Linked DNA regions of Homo sapiens: region 2 is linked to region 1. Evidence: chromatin loops called from intact Hi-C (ENCODE). Cell type or tissue: dorsolateral prefrontal cortex. All regions are shown on one strand. Links, peaks and the distances in the headings refer to the core of each region. The heading gives the core; the rest is flanking DNA.

What was found. A loop is a pair of places that touch in the nucleus more often than their neighbours do. Peaks named below come from ENCODE experiments on the same cell type or tissue, not always from the same donor. Only the 100,000 strongest peaks of a DNase experiment are listed, where the experiment ranks them.
Region 2: it touches region 1 in a loop (4-fold over the local background); 2 of 110 quality-filtered maps call a loop at or near these places.

Annotation. Positions count from the first base shown.
Region 1 is chr12:125,337,452-125,346,895 of GRCh38, forward strand. All of the region lies in intron 1 of TMEM132B (transmembrane protein 132B), which reads left to right. Among named protein-coding and RNA genes, the nearest start is that of TMEM132B, 160 kb to the left of the region's middle. In dorsolateral prefrontal cortex, for the core only: a CTCF peak has its summit at 3,537; a DNase peak (open chromatin) is centred at 3,449; H3K27ac peaks cover 2,156 bases.
Region 2 is chr12:125,087,650-125,098,538 of GRCh38, forward strand. AACS (acetoacetyl-CoA synthetase) reads left to right here. Exons shown (of 18, transcript NM_023928.5): 5 at 3,777-3,874. Among named protein-coding and RNA genes, the nearest start is that of AACS, 28 kb to the left of the region's middle. RefSeq lists an enhancer at 3,422-3,923. In dorsolateral prefrontal cortex, for the core only: a CTCF peak has its summit at 5,971 (motif pointing right); DNase peaks (open chromatin) are centred at 6,022 and 7,441; H3K4me3 peaks cover 779 bases; H3K27ac peaks cover 5,401 bases.

The DNA.
Region 1 (9,444 bases), core at 1-8,000:
TCACTGGTGGAAGGTAAAAGTTACCTGTTTTGGCTTTAATGTGATATGTGACACTCCTGCTTCTCTTTCAAGAAGAAGTCTTGTGGCCATACGTGGATACAGGAGAGGCTGGGAAAGTCCCTGCCTGAGCAGCCATATGCAATACGGTCGACGAGGAAGTTTTTGATTTTCCTCTCCTTGACAGGTGGCCATCTCACCCACAGGCCCAATAATGTCTTGTTATCTAGATTAAGGGTGTTCTCCCCTCATCCATATACTCAAATTTCCGGTATTCTGTTCTATGCTATTTTCCCCTGTTTGGCTAGGTTTGGGCTCCTGCACACAAAGGCTTCTCATCCTCAAAGTCATACATGCAGATGGCGAAATTAAAATGGTACAGAATAACTTTGAAAGAATGGCCATAGTCTTCCATTCCTCTATATCCTTGATCTCCTTCCCCAAAGTCCGCCACTTCTAGCCATTTCTGGTTTTAGTTCTTCTGGTGATGACTTCTATAATTATTCATCTACCTTGACTTCTTGAGTTAATAAATGTAGACAGCAGCGCTCTCTCTATAAAAGATGAGGATTTAGCTAATGTACACACCTTCTTCCCTTTTTCACATTTTAATTGTTTTTACTTATTTGCATTAAAAATATCAACTTTATTCCATTTATTCATTTATTCTTTCAACACACATTTATTTCCTACTTACTTTGGGCCAGGCACTCTGCCATGTACTTCTCTTTTCTTATTATTTAGGATTGTGTTTGGCTGCAAGTAACAGAAGCCCTGGCCACAGTGGCTTAGGCGAGTAGGATTTGATCTTATTTTTTCTTTGATCCCATGCTGTGACCAGCTCTCTTGTCTTCTCACATTGTGTCCTCAGCGTGTACCTTTGTTCCTCCTGGTTGCACAGTGGCTGCTCTGTCACCATCCCTCTCAGGACGCAGCACCAACACCCACACTTGGATGCCTGACATTTCTCTGGAGGGTTAACTCAGTGTCGAGGAGTTGCCTTTTGAAGAGCTACTGGGGAGAAGTATGAAGCATTCTGGTTTTTCCTGAGGATGGGGGCACTGGAAGGAGGTCTGCCTGGAGTGGGTGTCTCATCTTCAGAATCTGTTACTCTCCTTTTTTGCGGCTCTAATTTCACACCTGTCCTTACTGTACATGCCAGCAGGTAGCCAGGAGCCCCTCTGGGCTCCAGTGGGCAGAGTAGCCCCTTGATCCTTGGCAGCACATGTAGAATGTTCTGGTCTGAGGTTTCCTCTGCTGTCCTGCCCATCAGCACACTTTTATCCGCTTATTCTCTTTCTTAAATTTGTTGAAGTATTTTATTTGCAGATATCCTCCCTCCATTTCTCTTGATAATAGGTTTTTTCCTTTTTGTACTTTCATGCTTTTATTTCATTTGGGTTTCTGTGGAGATGGAGGGAATAAGTGTGCTCAGTCTGCTACTTAAAAGTAAATTCCGTATCCTTCTTTTTGAAGGAAGAATGTCAATATTTCTCTTAGATTGAATAAGCAGCACATGTTCATTCTAGAAAACTTGAAAATACGTAGAAAAATATGGCAGGAAGTTGAAAGGCATCCACACTCTCAATGTGTAGATCCTCACCTCCAGCTAACAGTCCATTTGAGTTTTGACATGGGCAACTTGACCATATGATTCTAAAGTTAACTTGGAAGGTGGAAAGCAGGGAAGTCTAGCTAATAGGATTTTGATAAAGAACAATAATGCCTCTGTATGAATTTGCTAGGGCTGCCATAACAAAGTACCACATATTGGGCCACTTAAACAGCAGAAATTTATTTTCTCACAATTCTGGAGGCTGGAAGTCCAAGACCAAGGTGCCAGCAGGTTTGTTTTCTTCTGAGGCCTCTCTTGGCTTGTAGATGGCCGCCTGCCTTCTATGCCACCACATGGTCTTCCCTGTGTGTGTCCGTTCTAATTTCCTCATCTTATGAGGACGCCAGTCCAATTGAACTGGGGGCTCTTGACCACATGTTGGCAAATAGAGCAAGGACAGCATGAAAAGGGCTGCAAGCAAGAGGAGTAACTAAATTCTGACGATGGAACACCCACTCCAGGCAGACCTCCTTCCAATGCCCCCATCCTCAGTAAAAGGCAGAATGCTTGGTACTTCTCCCCAGTAGCTCTTCAAAAAGGCAACTGCTCTCTAAGGACAATTAACCTTCCAGAGAAATGTCAGGCATCCAAGTGTGGGTGTTGGTGGTGTGTCCTGAGAGGGATGGAGATAGAGCAGCCACTGTGTAGCCAGGAGGAGCAAAGTTACACGCTGAGAACGCAGTGCAAGAAGACAGAGGAGCTAGCTACAGCGTGGGATAAAAATATTTGCACCCCCCAATGGCCTTATTTTAGCTATATTGCCTCTTGAAAGACCCTGTCCCAAAATACAGTCACATTCTGAGGTGCCAAGGGTTAGGACTTGAACGTATGAATTTGGGAGGAGGTACACTTCAGTCCATAACACTCCTACATAATAAACTGTATTGTAAATCCACATTAATTTCAGCTACAATGTATTCATATGAGTGTAGTCACACAGCAAAGAAGTTAAATAAGTAAATCACAAGTAGACTTGAGGATGTTTCAGGTCTTAACAACATAATCAGGAAGCATTAGAAATCATTGGCAGAGAGAGAAATTATACAAACACAGTTTGGAGAAAGTGGCTAGCTATTTGGGAAAGCAATTTCTAAGATCAAGGCTGAGGCACATACCAGAAATGAATGAAAAGAGTAGGTGTAAGTGGGTGTTAGTGAATTAGAGAATAGCGAAAAATGTGTGCGCACCCTGACACAAAGCATTCGAATTCAATTAAAATAAACTCAAACTGCGAAGTCAAATAAAATCTTTCTATTGTCTGAATTCAGTGCGTGCTAATTTTCAACTTTATCAGATTCTCACTTCACATTATACACCAGCAGAGATTTCAGATAGATTCAAGAATTAAGTGTAAAAATGAAGAGACACACCCATCTATACATACCCATGCACAGAAAGCAAGCAGAAGTGTAGGTAGTGTCTATTTGATCCTGGGATATGGAGGAGGACTTTCTCAGCATAACATGGTGGTGGAAATTATGACAAAAGGTTGGTATTCTCTGTTGTATTTCAAATTGTGTGCATTTGCCTTCAACTGTCTCTGTAAAATATTTCTAGCCTCAGAATGTAATCTCAAGTGCTCTGCCACCTGATTCTTTCTAAAAGCCTTGCCTGGTTTGGGAAGAAAGCACATTCAGGAGGAGAGTGTACAACGTTGGGTTTTCTAGAATCACATTCTGGATTTTCTTTTTCTGTTAAGCTAGACTATCCAAAAGCTGTCAGCAGTCTTGGCACACACCGCTGGGCCCTCTGGAAAACTGCTTTTGCTTCGTTGTCCATAGTTGTTATAGGCCCATCTTACATGGAGCCCACCAGAGGAGGCATCCTCGTAAGCTCACAATGTATTGTGGAAATGATGTCATGCCCTGCAGGGGCCAGTTGGGAGCACTCACCAGAGGAACTTCTCTTAGAGCCAGGAAAAGCTTTGCTTCTTGCTTTCATTTTATGGACAGTGTCCAAATAGTGACCTCATCTTGTGCTTTGAGAGCTGGGCAATTCAGAGCCACATATGCAGTTCCCTTTAGTCACTGATTACGCTCTTACAATGTAGATTTTGCTTGCTCGAGCTTTCCTCTGGCAGCAGAACATAATGGCTAATAGTGAGAACTCTGCCTGGAGCTAAACTGCCTGGGTCAAATTCCACCTCTGCCACTTACTAGCTGTGTGATCTTAGGCAAGTCACATAACTGCTCTGTGCCTCAGTTTTCTCATTTATGAGTGGGGGTAAAAACTAAATCCTCATAGTCAAAAGATTATCAGAATTAAAAGTTAATACATATAAAATGCTTAGAATGGTGTTTGATCTATTACAAGGATTAAGTAACTGATGACTTAATGATGATAACGATTTTAATACCTGCAAAATGCTTAGTATATATAAATGATGATGATAATGATAATTCTATTCTTGTTTTCCCTTTGCCCTTATTTTTAAATATTTCATCTTTTTTGTTGTTTTAATTTATAAAGTTGCCTCTAACGTTTTATGGACTTGCTGGCACATGATCCAAGACTTGCCCTCAAGGGTGGCTCTCCTTACCCTGACTATTCATTTTTATGAGTATACACAAAGCACCTACTGTTTACTCAGTAGTGTCCATGAACTTTTTTCTACTGCTGTTCATTTGAATCATCTAGCAAACACAGAAAAATACTGGGCCTCACTTGAGACCATCTGAAGGAACTCTGAGGGGGCAGGTCCTAAGCATAATATATACATTCACCATGCAGTCAGGGTTGAGAATCCTTGTCTTAGAGAATACAGAGGTAGTTGATGAGGTAGCGTGTTGTGTAAAAGGAGCTTACTTTTGTGGGGAGATAAATTAGGGGTCCACTTCCCCTGAATCCCATGATCCCATATTTTCAGCTATCTCTCTACCAGTCTTCCCTTTACCTTCACTCAAATGTGTCCAAACTAAATTCCTTCTGTTCCTCCCTCAGACCTGATGTTATGCCTATATTCTCTATTTTGTTGGTAGTTCTGCAAACTATAATACCTAGGTGTTTTTCATGATACTTAAAGCCATTCTGTGGACTCTGATAGAGACAAGCCACTCTGGATTCTGACTTTTTATCTAAGATTCCCACCTTTTAGGTTTTTACCTTATACACCGCTCTAGGATCTTCATGTATCCTTCTGGACCAAGAAGGAATTATGGATCATCCTGAAGTTCTGGGAATAAGAATTCTCCCATCAACTTCTTTAATGTGAGGCTGTACGGGGATGGTTAGCAGTGCAATTCATAGAGCCAGTTTTCCAGGATTCCTGTCCTGCCACCATCATTTACTAACTGTGTAATTTAACTCCCCTCACCCCGTGCCTCAGTTTCCTCCTCTGTTAAGTGGGATGTGTCAGTTATTACATTATAGGCTCTAAGTTTTAAACTTGCTCTTCTATTCTCTGGTGTGTGATGCTAGGGGTGGGTCTCTGCAAAACCACTCTTAGTCAGGTGTTCCTTCTTAGGTCCTGCCTATAAGGGAAGATAGAGGCAACTGCAAGGCTGGAGCTGGGAGCAGGAACTATCTGCTTCTTCCATTTTGTTCTGTGTCTGATTCCTTTCCACTTCCTCTCTCTCCCTGTCTGCTTCCCATTTGCTCCTGCTGACTTCCTATTTGCCCTTCATCTGCTTTCTGTCTGCCTCATATCTGCTTCCTGTTCCTGTGAGCCCCAGCTTGGCCAAGCAGGGCTGCCCAGCTTGAGGGGTGAGAAGAATCTTGGGACAAAAGGCAAGTGTCACTCCTGCCTGATGACCGGCTGCCACTGGTGGCCTTTTGCTTGCCTGTCTGTAGTGTCTCTTCTTCTTTCTCAGGCCATGATGTGTTTTATGTAGTTGAGAAAAGTGGAGACTCACCTGACTTCTTGCATCTTGCTTTTATACTGGTGGCCTTGGAATTCAGTAGTCAAGTATTTGCTACCTTTCTTTTTTGATTCTATAATGAATGAATCGTGTTTCAAATGCTGAGGTGTGGAAGGGTCTGTTCTCCAGGGTACAATAAAGGGATACAGCTGGAGGTAGGAGCAAACTGGGAATTTACAGCATCACCCCACCACAGCTGTTATTAATGAATGACCACCTTAATCCAAGAGCATTTGGCCCAAATTGTTGCATAGGATCTTCCTCCTGAGGCTCCAGGATATGTAAGGTGGTTTATAGGTAGTAATGTTTTTCCATCTTTATTAGTGTCTTAAAGGTAGGGATCACTGGCTGTTTTGCTAGCAGCTGGGTTGAGATGCTCTGGGTCAGCTGTACCTATTTTCCTGCTCTACCTGAGAATCCAGGCTGGTAACAGGTACCTGGGATGGGAGATACAGTCACCTGTGACCATGGAGCAATGAAAACCTCATTGGGTGTACAGGGATTGTGTCCATGAACCTGGCCTTGTGAGCATTAAGCTTCGGCTCCTTCAGATGACCTCCAAATGGTTAACTCCTTGGCCTCATTGTAGAACTGCCAGGCCAGGTAGGCCCTCAGGTAATATGAGAAAGTGGAAAGCCTTTGGAATTGGATAGAGCTGGTATGAATTCTAACGTTGACCATGTTCAAATTGCTTAATTTCTCTGTGCCTCAGTTTCATAATTTTTTGAAAACGGTCTAACAGAACTTATTTTACAACTGCTGTGATAATCAACTGGCATGACTGGTAAATATGCCTAGGTGTGTTGGCCTGTAAATGGTGTGCATCTCCCTTTAAGCGATATTTTCTCCTTCTACTTGAGAATTGCAGCTCTTTGGTTGGCAAACATAGCTGCCAGCTTAGTGACCACAGTGGTGTGATATTTTAGGACCAAATGAATGGAGTGATAGTGTGATGGGCAAATGCTGTGTTAATAAAAACAGTATCTATTAACAACCCTGGGAAGAAGCCAGAGAGAAACTCAGAAGGAACACAGAGAGATTTATTCTCTCAAGCGTTAAACCAAGGCAGTCTTAATTGATGGACATTCATTCAGCAAATATCTATTTAATTTCTCCTGCTAGGTACTGGAGATTGTGCCGTAAACTGGACATCAAAGCCCCTTCTCTCATGGTATCTGAATTTTAGTAGACAGAATGGATAGTAAACAAGGGAACAAGGAAAAACACAAAGGCTAATTTCAGATGGTGATAGTGGCTTTGAGGGAATATAGCAGGATGGAGTGATGAGTGACTGGATATAGTAGTCATGCTTTAGTCAGGAAAACAAATCACTCTAGTTATTTCTACAGAGGGAATTTAATAAAGGGAATTAGTTACTCTGGTGCTGGAAAATCTGAGAAACCAAATTGGGGATGATAAAGTACCATCTGGGGATGGTAAAGTGATTTAGAAATTAAGAACAGCAGGAGCTGGAAGCTGTTGTCACCTTTTGGGCTAGAGGGAAAAGGGGAAGAGGTTAGGTTATCAGAACCCAGAAGCTGCTGGGTTAAGCATTAGAACCTGCTACAGGAAACTGGGACCATGGTGGGGGTTTTATATGGGGTTAGAACCACAGAGGAGATGCAGTTTCTGCCAGTGAATGCTGCAGGGAAGAGACACAGGGTGAAATACCCTGGGTTCTCCCCTCTTCCTACCCGCCAGTCTTCTACCAGAGCTTCCAATTGGCTGAACACACGTGGAAGGAGAGAGCAAGGGAGCAGGGAACTACATTGGCATGAGTGGAATGGCTGAAGTTGCTGGTCAGCTCAGAGAAGGTGTCTCTGAGCTAAGAAATCCAGACCAGAAGGAGTCTTCTCTGCTCACATGTGGGTGATGAGCTTCCCCAGCAAGTGCAAGTAAGGGCAAGGAGAACTATGTGAAAACAGCACCAAAGTGGAGCTGTGGAAATAGATGGGAGAACTCTGGGTGGAAGACAGCATGGAAGATTTTCTAGTCCATTCCGCCGCCGCCAGAGATGACATTTACTGCACCAACCTGAACTAATATTAATGCTGACAAAGGCCTCCTTTTGGCTCCTGGCCTTCACGACCATGAAATCAGTAAGGGTTGTGATTATTCCCGCGGTACCCAGGTGGTAGTGAATTGTATCAGTTGTTAGGGCCACATTTTGACAGACCAGTAAGGAGTTTCTCTTCCTGGTGTTTTTCAAAGACCTGGTGACCTGGTCACCTGGCCACCTGGCCCACTGGAAAGAGAACTTTCCACACCTGGCTCTCGATGCCTGAGTTGTTTTGTGTGAATTAGAGGAGACTCAGCCTCAGAAATGTTGTGGGCCTGTACCCTAAGTGGGTCACCAGTAGCCACAAGACTGGCAAGTTAGCTCCCAGACATGACTGGAGCTAACAGTGAAAGGGACTGATTTCTGAGTGTGTCCCATGTTGTAGCAGGTTCACATTGTACCATCTTGGGGTTCAGGGATTCATGTCCCACCAGTGCTGACTAAGGTCCATGTCCAGGAATGTTTTTTGTGTGCTAAGCACAGCAGTGACATCCACTCACTCAGTTTGGGTCACAGGTTCCCTGCCTGGATTCCCGGCACCCTGTGAGTTGCTTCATTCTAGGAGTAATATTATTAATCTCCTCCCCTCTCTTCCTGCCGAGGCTGTCTTTAGGGCTTCCTTGGAGCCATCTGCCATTGGTATTTTGAGTCGGAGCATCCTTTAGCCACAGAGCATCTGTCTGGTGCACCTTGTGTTCTCTCTGAACCTGAACTTGACTCTCTTCTTGGCTCATAAGGAGGGCAGTGATGAGAAGTTCTTTTCAGCTGGGCCTCATTGCTCCTTCCTCATTTCCTGCTCTCAGGGCCCACCTCGTTCTGTCCAGTGGTAAATACCTCTCTAGGAAATCGGCAGACTGAATAGGGCCTCATTTCACGTTCAGAACGCGGGCCACACGGTCTACCTGCCAATGGGAAAAAGAATGGTGTTACTATGTGACATTTTGGGATTAAAGGGAAGAGTGTTAGCTTTTCAGTGTATTTCTCAGGACACAGTCCCGTGGCTTCATAAAATGCTCCTAAATTCAGATATTATATTTTGTTGCAATCTGGTTTGAGGACAGAATAAGGCTCTGGTAGCTGACGTTTATGGCTTTCCATATACACTTTCAGACAAAATTTGTATTGCATTTTGCTTGAGTTATGGTGGGACAGGAGTGTAAACCTTACACTGCTATTTCAGATAAAATGGAGGCTTTGGCTACAATGAAGAAGAGAAGGTGCAGCTTTACATTTCTTGTAAATCAATTTTTGAGAGGTATAAAATACCTTCTTAAAAGATAAAGAAAACAATAAACCAATCTACAGTGAAAACAGAGCATATTAAAGTTTGCATTTATTTTAATTTCCTTTTCCTTATTTGTAAATAAATCAGAATTTAAGCCTTATGTTGGACTTCCCCTAAATTTTACGAGAAGTAAAATTCAAGCCACTCACTTCCAAGTCTGGTGTGCCTGCTTAGCCCAGCTGAAAGATATTGTGATGCTGCATAAGGCAGATGTTTCCTGCTGACGGTGTTCCTGTTGCCAAGTAATTCATGAGCAAATTCACCTGAATTTCACTTCCTGGTTTGGAGAGGGGAAGTAAACCAATGACAAAAAGCACTAATTTAAATTTCATCTGGAGAGGTGCTTCTGCATTGCTCGACATTGTCAAAATACAGATTGCCCCTTGGTGGCGGCAGCAGCTAAAACTTTAGATGAGGCTAATTCTTCAAAATCATTTCTCCCTCCTCTATCTTTTGATCCAAATCCTGCCAAGCCTGTATGGACATCATTCTGGAGGAAACCCAGGTCTATACTATGGAAGGGACTATATCGTGTGTTTAAATAGATTTGAGATAATTTAAAGGAAGTTATGAGGTCGTTTTCAATTAACATATTGTGTTTTCTCTTGACACTACAGATTTGTTGAAGTCA
Region 2 (10,889 bases), core at 1,338-9,337, 250 kb before region 1:
GTGCCTCTCCCGAGGGAACTTACTGCAAATTGCCGTTCAGCTTGTTTGCAAAGAGGCAGGAGGAGCTGGGCGGCCTTGTCATCTATAAGTGCAGTAAGTGGCTGGACCAAGAATCCTGTGCGCCAGGCCCCACTACCCTGCCCCGCCTCCCCCTTGAGTAACAGGACTGGACATGGAGTTAGTGCTCAGCGTTTGGTAGCTGACTAGGAAGGAATCTAGCGATGGGCATGCCGGCTGCCTCCTGTCTCAGCCCTTGGCGGCCTGTTCTCCTTCAGCCTATCCTCAGGGTTCACCCTGGCTTGTCGGGGTTGCCTCCTCAGAGGCCGTTCCTGGTTAGCCTTCGAAAAATGCATCCCACTCTTCCTGCAGCTGCTTTCATCATAGTCCTCATGGCTCACCTGAACCTGCAGGGATCTTGGTGTGTTTGTGTGCGTGTGTTCTCCATACTAGAAGGCAGGGGCTTTGTTTTCTCCTCACTGCTGTATCTTCATAGAGAGTGCCTGGCACCTAGCAGCATCTAAGAAGTGTTTATTGAATGAATGACTATGGGTGTTGGGCTGATCATCAGAGCAGACTTTTTTTTTTTTTTTTTTTCTTTTTGAGACAGGGTCTCACTCTGTTGCCCAGGCTGGACTGCAGTGGCGTGATCATGGCTCAACTGCAGCCTCGAACTCCTGGGCTCAAGGGATCCTCCTACCTCAGCCTCCTGAGTAGCTGGGACTACAGGCACGTGCCACCATGCCTGGCTAATTTTTGTATTTTTGGTAAAGACAGGGTCTTGCTATGTTGTCCAGGCTGGTCTCAAACTTCTGGGCTCAAGAGATCCTCCTGCCGTGGCCTCCTAAAGTGTTGGGATTACAGGCATGAGCCACTGCGTCTAGTCACAAAGCAGGCATTTTTGAGGCTGAAACCTCACTTTTTGGGTTCTTGGTCGTCTGATTTAATCTGTACACTTTTAAGGTCTTGCAAAGGAATGCAAAATGTTCTGTCCCCAGTTTTTTTCTTCCCTCCCAATTCTCATTTAAAAAAATCTTTTGAAGCAAACGTTTCTGAGTGAAGGAGAGACAAAACAGGTTATATTGGGGACAGCCAAGGTCCCTGTGAGCTATGCTTTCTTTGAGGAGACGCCTGGCCGCGATGCCCTGGACCCTTCAGAGGTGAGCTGGTTCCTTGTGCCCCAGCCATTTTGTGGGTCTCAGTTGGATACGGATTTGACCTGATCATAGTTACTAGGATTTGGGACTTTGAGTTTTCCAGAAAACACTAGAAAATGATTAAAATGGGGTTGGATGCTTTAGAGTCTTCAAAAGATGGAGTTAAAGCTGCGCCTAGCTCCGTTTTCCTTTGTCTGTGAAGTGGTTCCCAGGGTTGGCGTCTGATGTACCATGGGAGAAGGGCCAGCTCCTCCTCACTTGTCAGCCACATGGAGTCAGATGGTTAAGCAGCCTCCCCTGGGCACCGAGTCCTGCCCTGACCCTGGGGGTGACAGTGTTGAGATGCTTCAGTTTACGCTCATAGCCAAGTCTCATCTTCGCTGCAAACTCAGCCAACACCAACCATCTGCCGGATGTGGGTGGAACCCCATGGTGGTGTGACCCCTGCCCCTTGGATGCTTATGGCCCAGCAGGGGAGTCGCGTGTGAATCCAGACAAACAGAAACACCCACTGCAGGGGGGAGAAGGAGGGAAAAAGGGAGCCAGCTGACTAGGGACCCCTGGGGGCACACCTGGGTAGCTGCACCTCGCTCTGATGAGGCCTTGTTCATGGCCCTTCGTCTCGTGACTGCCTTCTGCCCTACTGTACAGGTCCTTTCCTCTGGAATGTGTAGAGTGATCTGGTTAATTGATCATAGTCTCTGTGGCCATGAGGATTCCCTGCCTCTGTTGTCATGAAAGCCAGCCTGCTAGGAGATGGAGGGCCTGAGGACCTCTGCCCCTTATAGGCTTGAATATGGCTCTTGACAGTACTGCTTGTGTTCTTCATTCCCTCTCCTCTCTATCCATCCAACCAACCATCCACCAGTCCACCTGTCTGTGCAGCCATCCATCAACCCATCCATCTGTCCATCCATCTATCCATCCTTCTCTCCACCTACCCATCCATCCGTCATCCATCTATCCATCCCTTCATCTATCCTCCACCCATCATCTACCCATCCATCCATCCATCTTCCATTTATCATCCCTCACCATCATTTATCCATCCATCCATCCATCCTGTCTATACATTCTTCTCTCCATCTACCCATTTACCCATTATCCATCTATCCATCCATTTATCTATCCTCCACCCATCATCTACCCATTCATCCATGCATCCTCCATTCATCATCCCTCATAGATCATCCATCCAACTATCCATCCATCCATCTGTCTATACATTCTTCTCTCCACCTACCCATCCATCCCTCATCCATCTATCCATCCACTCATCTATCCTCCACCCATTATCTACCCATTGATCCATCCATCTTCCATTTATCATCCATCACCATCATCCATCCATCTATCCATCCATCCTGTCTATACATTCTTCTCTCCATCTACCCATTTACCCATTATCCATCTATCCATCCATTTATTATGCTTCCACCCATCATCTACCCATTCATCCATCCATCTTCCATTTATCATCCCTCATCCATCATTTATCCTACCATCCATCCATCCAACTGTCTATACATTCTTCTCTCCACCTACCCATTTATCCGTCATCCATCTATTCATCCATTCATTTATCCTCCACCCATCATCTACCCATTCATCCATCTTCCATTCATCATCCTCATCCACCATCCATCCAACTATCCATCCAACTGTCTATACATTCTTCTCTCTACCTACCCATTCACCCATCTTCCATCTCTCCATCCACTCATCTATCCTTCACTCATTATCCATTCATCCATCCATCTTCCATTCATCATCCCTCATACATCATCCATCCGTCTATACATTCTTCTCTCTGCCTACCCATTCACCCATCATCCATCTCTCCATCCATTTATCTATCCTCCATCTGTCATCCGTCCATTCATTCATCCATCCATCCTCCATTCATCATTCCTCATCCATCATCCATCCATCCATCCATCTGCCAGCCGGCAAATATATGAGGACCCTTGATGTGCAGGGCATGGTAAAAGGCATTTGGTAAAGCAAAGAACAAGACAGGCAAAGTCCCAGCCCTCATGTGAGAACCAGATACTAGACGGCCAGTTACACAGGTGATTATTCATTTGCAGTTATGCTAAGTTTGGTGAAGGAGAAATACAGTGTGCTTTGCAGGTAACTAGTTGGGGGACCTGAGTTCACCGGGTTGGGGGCAAGACAGCCTTGGAGAAGGCTGCTCTGAGGAAGTTTCATTTGAGTGAAGAGCTGCAGGATGAGCGCACACTGAGTGGAGACTGCTGGTGTGCGTGGAGGAGTGTTCAGCAGATCAGACAGCTGTGCAAAGGCAGGAGGTGATTAGGACAACTGAGGAGTCGGAAGAAGGCTGCTGTGACCAGATCCCAGGGAGGGATGGGGAGCAGAGGGAGGAGAGCCCACGGGGTCATTGTCATCAGAGCATGGAGAATGGATTGCAGGGGGATGGTGGGGAGTTGACAGGCTGGCAGCAGGCGATTCATCTGGGCGGGGGCTGGTGGTCAGGATCCTCAGGCAGTTCAAGGCCAGCCCCCTTCCCACTCTGACCTTGGCTCTCAGAGAAACCTTTTGGACATCTGCTACCTCCCATACACCCTGAACCCAAGGCTTCTTCCTATGTTTTCTCCACAGGTTATTTACCCAACAGTGAGCACGCTGTCGAGGCGATGCTGGCTGCGGCAAGCATTGGTGCCATCTGGAGCTCCACGTCCCCGGACTTCGGTGTGAATGTGAGTCAGGGTCTGTGACAGAGGGGGCACCCCTTGCCCTGTGAGCATCCTGGGCAGGGGCTGCATGGGCTGAATTCCCAGGGGAGCCGGACAGCAGCGTGAGCCCAGCGGGAGGAGGTGGCGTTGCAGCTGCCTCTATGGGGAAAGAAGCCAGAAGGACTTGCGTCTGGTTCTTCCTTTCAAGCAGTCCTGACGTTCCCCCACTCCTCGCCGTGTTCATCGAAGACGTGGGCAGGTGGCGTATGCAGCACCCAGTGTTGTTAAGGTCTAGTAAGGTCGAGCCCTGTCTTCCTCACCTGGGATTTAGTGACCACGTGAGGTTTGCTAAGTGTATGTCCTCTGAAGAGAGTTCTCTAGATTTTTGTTCTCAAAGTCCTGCCTGCAGAAGTTCCCCAGGACCTCCCTGTGTTGGTTTCTGCTGTTACCAGCCCCTTCCTCTGGACCCGTACTGTGTGGGTGTGCACTCCGGGAGGGTGGCCTCTCTGTCCCCAAACCACCCCAGGGTGTGTCCAGCTGCCCAGAGTGGCCCAGGCAGGGCCGGAAGCATGTGCTGATCCCCACTGGGGCCCCCCAGCCTATAGGTCTTTCCACGGGGCAAATGAAGCAGCCGCAGAGCGGGTCTTCCTGGGGCCCCCACTCCCCAGCCAGGGCCCTCTCCTGGCTGCAGAGCCTTGAGCGTCAGGGACCTTCAGGAGCCATGAGAACCTGTTACAGGACATGCAGCATCCGTGTCCCTGACCGCTCCTCCTGGTGCCAGCTGCCTCTGTTCTGGGCCAGGCCCTGTGCCGTCCGTCAGTCAGCAGCACCAGCTGCAGGTGTGGCCGCTGGCCCTTTAAAACCCAGTGCCCGGAGTTGGTGTCTGTGCTTGTCCACAGGTGAGGCTTTTGGGTGTGAGCTTAGAAATCATGTCTACTTAGAGGCTTGCTTTTTCAGTAAGGTTTTGGAGGAGGAGTGTCCTTTCTCCACACCGTGGGAGGAGAGATCAGACACAGGCCCAGAGGAGTGAGACTGGCCAGCCGTGCATCAGGCCGCAGCACCAGCTGGGCTGATGATGGAGCCCTGCTGGGTTCAGGGAGGGCGTGGCCACCTTGTAGATCTGTACTGTGTGGCTGGATGGCCGTGCCCTGCCTTCTGGAACTTTCCTGTGTTCTTTCCCAGGCCATCTCACCCCAGGACCTCCCCAGGTCAGCAGGGACTGACCTAGACAGAAACTCAACCTGTGGCCTCTCCTGTCCCTAGGGCCCTCTGTGGGGGCTGCCTGGGCTGCTGGGGCCAATGGTGTCCTTGTGGGAGGGTCTGGAGGGGTGGAGTTCCGGACTGGACACTCAGACCCCTCAGCCGACCTTGAGCCAGGCTGTCCAGGGCAGAGGGAAGGGCCCCAGGGTGAGACGGCAGGATGGCAGGGTGTGCTCAAGGCCGGGCAGGCTGGCTGCCTCTGCTCCATGTGGCTTCCTTGATCAGTGTCCATGGGCAAGTGCCCTGGTGTCCCCAGAGGGAGAATGGCAGCAGTGTTAGTGCAACTGCACAGATGGCAGGAGCCACGTTTGTGTGGAGCCGGGGACAGGGTGTGACCCTCCAGGCCAGCCCAGTAAGTGTTAGCTACTGTTTGAACTAGTCGGGAGATGGGTGTGTTTTGAGTTAAATTATGACTAACCTTTTGTAAACGGGTTGTGAGAGGCTGGGAGAGCCGTGTGTGGCAGGGGAGTGATCATGGCCTCCCAGAGCTGGAGTGTAGCCTCCTCCCCCTGGAGAGGTGATATCAGAGCAACTGGAATCGGCCTTTGGTGGTTTGTCTGAGGCCAGGGGGTGGAGAGAGGGAGAGCCTCTGACTCTGCATGGCTGCAGTGGCAGGGCTGGACCCCAGCCTGTCTCACAGCTGCATCCAGCCTCGCTGGGTCATTGTCCTGTGCACGTCACTCCCCGCTGACTCCAGTCCGGCAGGATCTGCCCATCCTGGAAGGACTCAGGAGGGATGCATGGCTCTGTAGCAAACATGGTCTCGGGGACACTGCTTCCTGGCCGGGGTTGGTCCAGGGTTTTCTGGAATCACCGCCTCCCCGAGCCACCTCTGGAGTGGGAAGTGCTGGCCGAGCTGCTGGGCGCACTAGATGGCAGCATGGCTCTGCTCACCCCATGGCTCCCGCAGCTTCTGGGAAGTGAACAGTCCCAGGCCCTGCGGCTACGTCTCAGGTCAGAAAACAGGGCCACCTGCCCTCCTGCTGAGATGCTTCTCTCTGTCGCTCATTTTGCTAGTGTCCGAGGTATAGACTCCATCCTGCCGGAGACGGGGGTGTGTGTGACGCACGTTACTCGCACTCGAACTGAGATCCAGCCGGTTGGCAGGGAGTCTGTCGGCATTTGGTGGCTTCGTGGCAGGCATTATTGGGCAGCACTCCTGGCCGTGTGCACCCAGCGTGGGAGGGCCTGCGTGGATGCCATGTTCATAGCGCTTGGTCCCACAGACACCTGGACACCCGCTGTCGGAGCTGAGTAAGGACCTGGCACAGGTCGACTGCGCGAAAGCCTCTGCTCACCCTCTATTTACCATCCTTGTTCAGGGGCTAAAACTAACAGGGATGAATTCCTGGAGTTGCTGATGAGGTGGGGCTGGAACTGAGCCAAGGCTGATGGGTTCTGGGCTCGTGGACAGTTCCTGCATCGGTTTGCAGATCTCTACTTAAAAAAGAGATCCTGTTTTTAATTTCCATCATCACCATGTTAAACTTCAGACTGTGCCCCATTTTCAGTAAGGGGCGCTCTTCAGAAACTGCAATGAAGCGTGAATGTCTTCCCTTTGGAATCATGTTTTCTCTTGCTTTGAAATTATATTTCTTTGAATCTCAGAGAATATCGTAAAGGGAAATTGCCACTCTCCTACAAATCCTGTGTTGACTTCTGGTCTCTGTTGATGGAGTCGCACCGTTGGACTCGTGGGTTCACACGCCTGTCCACTGAGAGCTCCTCGGCTGGCTGTGCTGGGTGCTGAAGGGACCCTCTCTGCTGCAGAGCCACAGACCGCAGTGGGCTGTCCAGGGAGTGCTGGGGCATCCGTCTTTACTCGATGACACTGGGGGAACGCGTTTCTGGCCTCCGTCACTCCCCTGTGCTTTACTTCTACCCATTCCATGCTCTCTCCCACCACTGCCCACCTCCTTCTGCCTGCTCTCTGCTGGCTGCCTGGGCATCTCAGCTTGCCTTACTAATGCTTTTGGGCTCGAAGGGCATCGCCAGGTTGGGGAAGTGCTCTGTTCTAAGGGTTCCCAACCTTTCCAGCCCCAGCAAGATCTCTAGGTCCTGAGTCTTTTGATGGCTTTGGGTTTTTTGTTTCACTGTTTACCTTTGAGCCTTTGCCATTTTCAGAGATGTCAGGGAAGGCCACCCTCTGATCCCTGCACACCAGAGAGCCCAGCCTGTAGCCTGCAGGCCTTGTCCTCCTGAAGTGCCATCAGGTGGCCGTGTGTGTGTGTGTGTGTGTGTGTGTGTGTGTGTGTGTGTGTGTGTCTGTGTGTGTAAATAGGACAGCCATTCTCGCTCGCTCTGGGTGGCTGTCACCATGATTCAACACCGGCTGTTGGTTTCAATGCTTGATTGGTTGCTAAGCACCGTATTCAGGTCAGACACATGTTCATAGGTGTGTTTGTTTTGTTGCAACATGAAAGCTGTCCTCGAGCAGCTCTCCTGGGCCAGGACAGGCTGACAGCTGGTTTTGGATGCTCGAGATCTTGATCCCTGCTGGTCCAGCCAGGAAAACTTCAGCTGTGTCAGAGGACCCCTGAGTCTTTTCATGGGGCTAGGGGCCAGACCTCTGATTCAGAAACACTCGTCTTTGTAGCCTGATCACTGTCACTGTGCCTGGGGTCCTGTGGTATTTGAGCCCCAGATCACTGGCAGGCTCAGTCCTTTCACCTTGAGATCCTGGTCACCCTGTACTGGGCTGGTTCTCTGAGATCCCAGTTTCCTTGTGGAAATTCTCTGCCGCCCTCCGGGGCTCTCCCAGGCTGGCTCTCTCTGTTTCTTCCCTGGCCTCAGGCTTCCTGGCAGGTCTTCCTCTGGGCCCCACTCCACCTGCCCCTGGGTGTTGATCTCTATGTCCTCTGTTCAGAACAGCCTCTTCTCCCTCCCGCCTACCCTGTGGGACCTGCTTATTCTTGACGCTGGGCTTTGGAGATGCTGACTCCAGCGGCTTTCTGGGTTTCCTCCTCTTCCTCCTGATTCAGTCTGCTGCAGTATCTTAGCACCCGAATCTGTTCTGCTGTTTTGATTTTCTGTTCCATGTACGGTATTAGTGTTTTCTGAGTGGAGCCAGCACAGTGGTGAGGAGCACCAGCACCCACATCAGACAAGCCAGGCTGCAGCCCAGCCATGCCTCTGGCCAGTTGTGAGGCTTTGGGCAAGTCACTCACCCCGTTCCTGCCTTATCAGGGTTAGGGAGTGGATACTATTGCCCCTCTTTTTTTCTGAGACGGAGTCTCACTCTGTCTCCCAAGCTGGAGTGCAGTGGCGCGATCTCGGCTCACTGCAAGCTCCACCTCCTGGGTTCACACCATTCTCCTGCCTTAGCCTCCCAAGTAGCTGGGACTACAGGCGCCTGCCACCATATCCAGCTAATTTTTTGTATTTTTAGTAGAGACGGGGTTTCACCATGTTAGCCAGGCTGGTCTCGATCTCCTGACCTCGTGATGCAAAGTGCTGGGATTACAGGCATGAGCCACTGTGCCCAGCCTTATTGCCCCTCTCTTAAGGCTGTGAAGGGCAGTAAGTGCTTCTAATGAGCTCAGACTGGGGCCTGGCACATAGTAAGCATTCAGTAAATGCTCAATATGTTTTAACTGGCAATCATTTCTTCCCCACTAAACCAAGAACTCTCGGTCCATCTTAGAATCCCGGGCACAGAGAGGGCACCAGTGTAGACATGCCATTTGTGGTTTGTGTGTTCGCCACAGCCAAGGTCTGGACAGGCCCCTTACCTGTGGGTGAGGGAGCTTGGGTGTCAGGAGTGTTGGGACTCACTTTGCATAAGGGGTGGCTGGGGCTGGAGGGAGCCAGGTGCAGGGATACCTTGTCCAGGGCCATGTGGCCAGGAAAGGGAGGAGTAAGGACCATGGCCTTAGAGTAGGTTGAATGTGTTACCTTGATATTTGCATAGAGAGCGTCAGAAGTAAACAGAGGGACACCCAAGTCCCAGCAGGACATGAAAGAGTCTGAGAAATCGCTGTGCATGCACTTAGTTAAGTGGACGTGGTGTCTTTCCAGGAAGGGCAGGCACTTGCTCTCGGGGGGTGCATCTGGGCACTGAGAATGGGGAAGAGGGGCTTGCCTGGCTGGGGGTGAGCTTCTGTTTAGATGCCTTGTTCCAGTGCCAGTGCCCAGGCGCTGGTCTAGGGGGTGAAGACTTCTCTCCTGGATGCTTCTGTCCCAGTCTCCTGCCCATCAGAAGTGGCTGGGGAGGAGGAAGGGGTGGCATTCTCAGTCCAGGAGGGTTTGGTGCCAGGAAGGGCCATTTCTGGGCATTCTGTTCTTCTGATGGATTTGGGCAGGGTGTATGTTAGCATCAGACGCAAGGAGGGCTAGCCCTGGTGGCCTGCGGAGTAAATGCTGGTGGGACCGGGGTGCCACCTGCCTGCAGACTCGGCCTGTTGCTGCTGGACTCCTGGGGGGCACCATTTTGGGGCTTTCTGCAACCACCTCTGTGTAGCAGTTTAGAGCAGAAGAAGAAGTAGTAGGAAATAGTCTTTGTCCACCAAGGACGTCACTGAGGAAGGGGTACCGGGGGTACCCTTGAAATGGAGGAGGGAGGAGGTGGACGGTGACCGAAGGCCTGATGTCCTGAGGCCAGGGGCCAAGTCCCTGTTACCTGTATGTCCCATGCACTTTTTTAAACTGATGCTGAAGTTGGCCAATGTTTTACTTAAAAAAAAAAAAAAAAAGTGCGTTGGGGCAGCTCCAAGGGCGTCTCTGTAATAATGTCACAGTCATTCCCTTGTCCCCCACCCGCCCGCCGTGAACTTTGCTGAGGGGCAGAGGAAGTGGCGGGAGTAGAGAGAAGCTTGGCTTGGTCTGCGCCTCCTCCCGTGCCTTCCGCAGTGGCCAAGGTGTTCAGCTGGAGGAAGACCCCTCCTTCCTGTCATGACTGTGCATCCTGAGAGCACTTCAGCCTTCCTTCCCCCTGTCCAGTCAGCACTGGCGGGGCTGCCAGAAGTTCTCAAGACTCAGTGAGCCCCAGAGGAGCTCACAAGTCCCCAGGGGGAGCCCCATCTCAGTAACCCCCGCCACTACAACCCTGCCAAACCAGGAGCTCGGGCTGTGCGCCACACCCTTTCACTCCCTTCCCTACCGTTGGCTGTTCTTGCCGCCTCTCCACTGTCCTCCTTCATACGTTTGATTGAGCGGTTCCTCGGTTCCTCTGTGACCCCGGCTAGGCACTGCCATCTCTCACGCGTGCCGTCGTAGTAGCTTCCGACCAGTCTCATTTCTGCTTCTCTCTACTGTACACCTTTTTATCTTTTTCTTTTCTTTCTTTTTTAACTTTCATCACCTTTCTACTATCCAGTACACACCCTTTAACAAGTGGATCCGAACCAGTGTTTGTTTCTGTCTCTCTCCCAGATTAAATATTCTTTAGAGGGCTGGGCTGGGTAGCTTACACCTGTAATCCCAGCACTTTGGGAGGCAGAGGCGGATGGATCACTTGAATCCCGGAGTTTGAGAGCAGCCTGGGCAACATGGCAAAACTCCATCTCTACAAAAAAGAAATAACTTAGCTGGGTGTGGTGGCACACAGCCTGATCCTGAGCCCGGGAGGTTGAGTCTGAGTGAGCTGTGATCTGTCTACTGTACTCTAGCCTGGGTGACAGGGCAGAACCCTGTCTAAAAAAAAAAAAATCCTTCAGTGACTTTCTCATTTTCTTTTGTTCTGTTTTTCTCATTACCTTTTTTTTTTTTTTCTGAGACAGAGTCTCAGTCTGTCACCCAGGCTGGAGTGCAGTGGCATGATCTCAGCTCACTGCAACCTCTG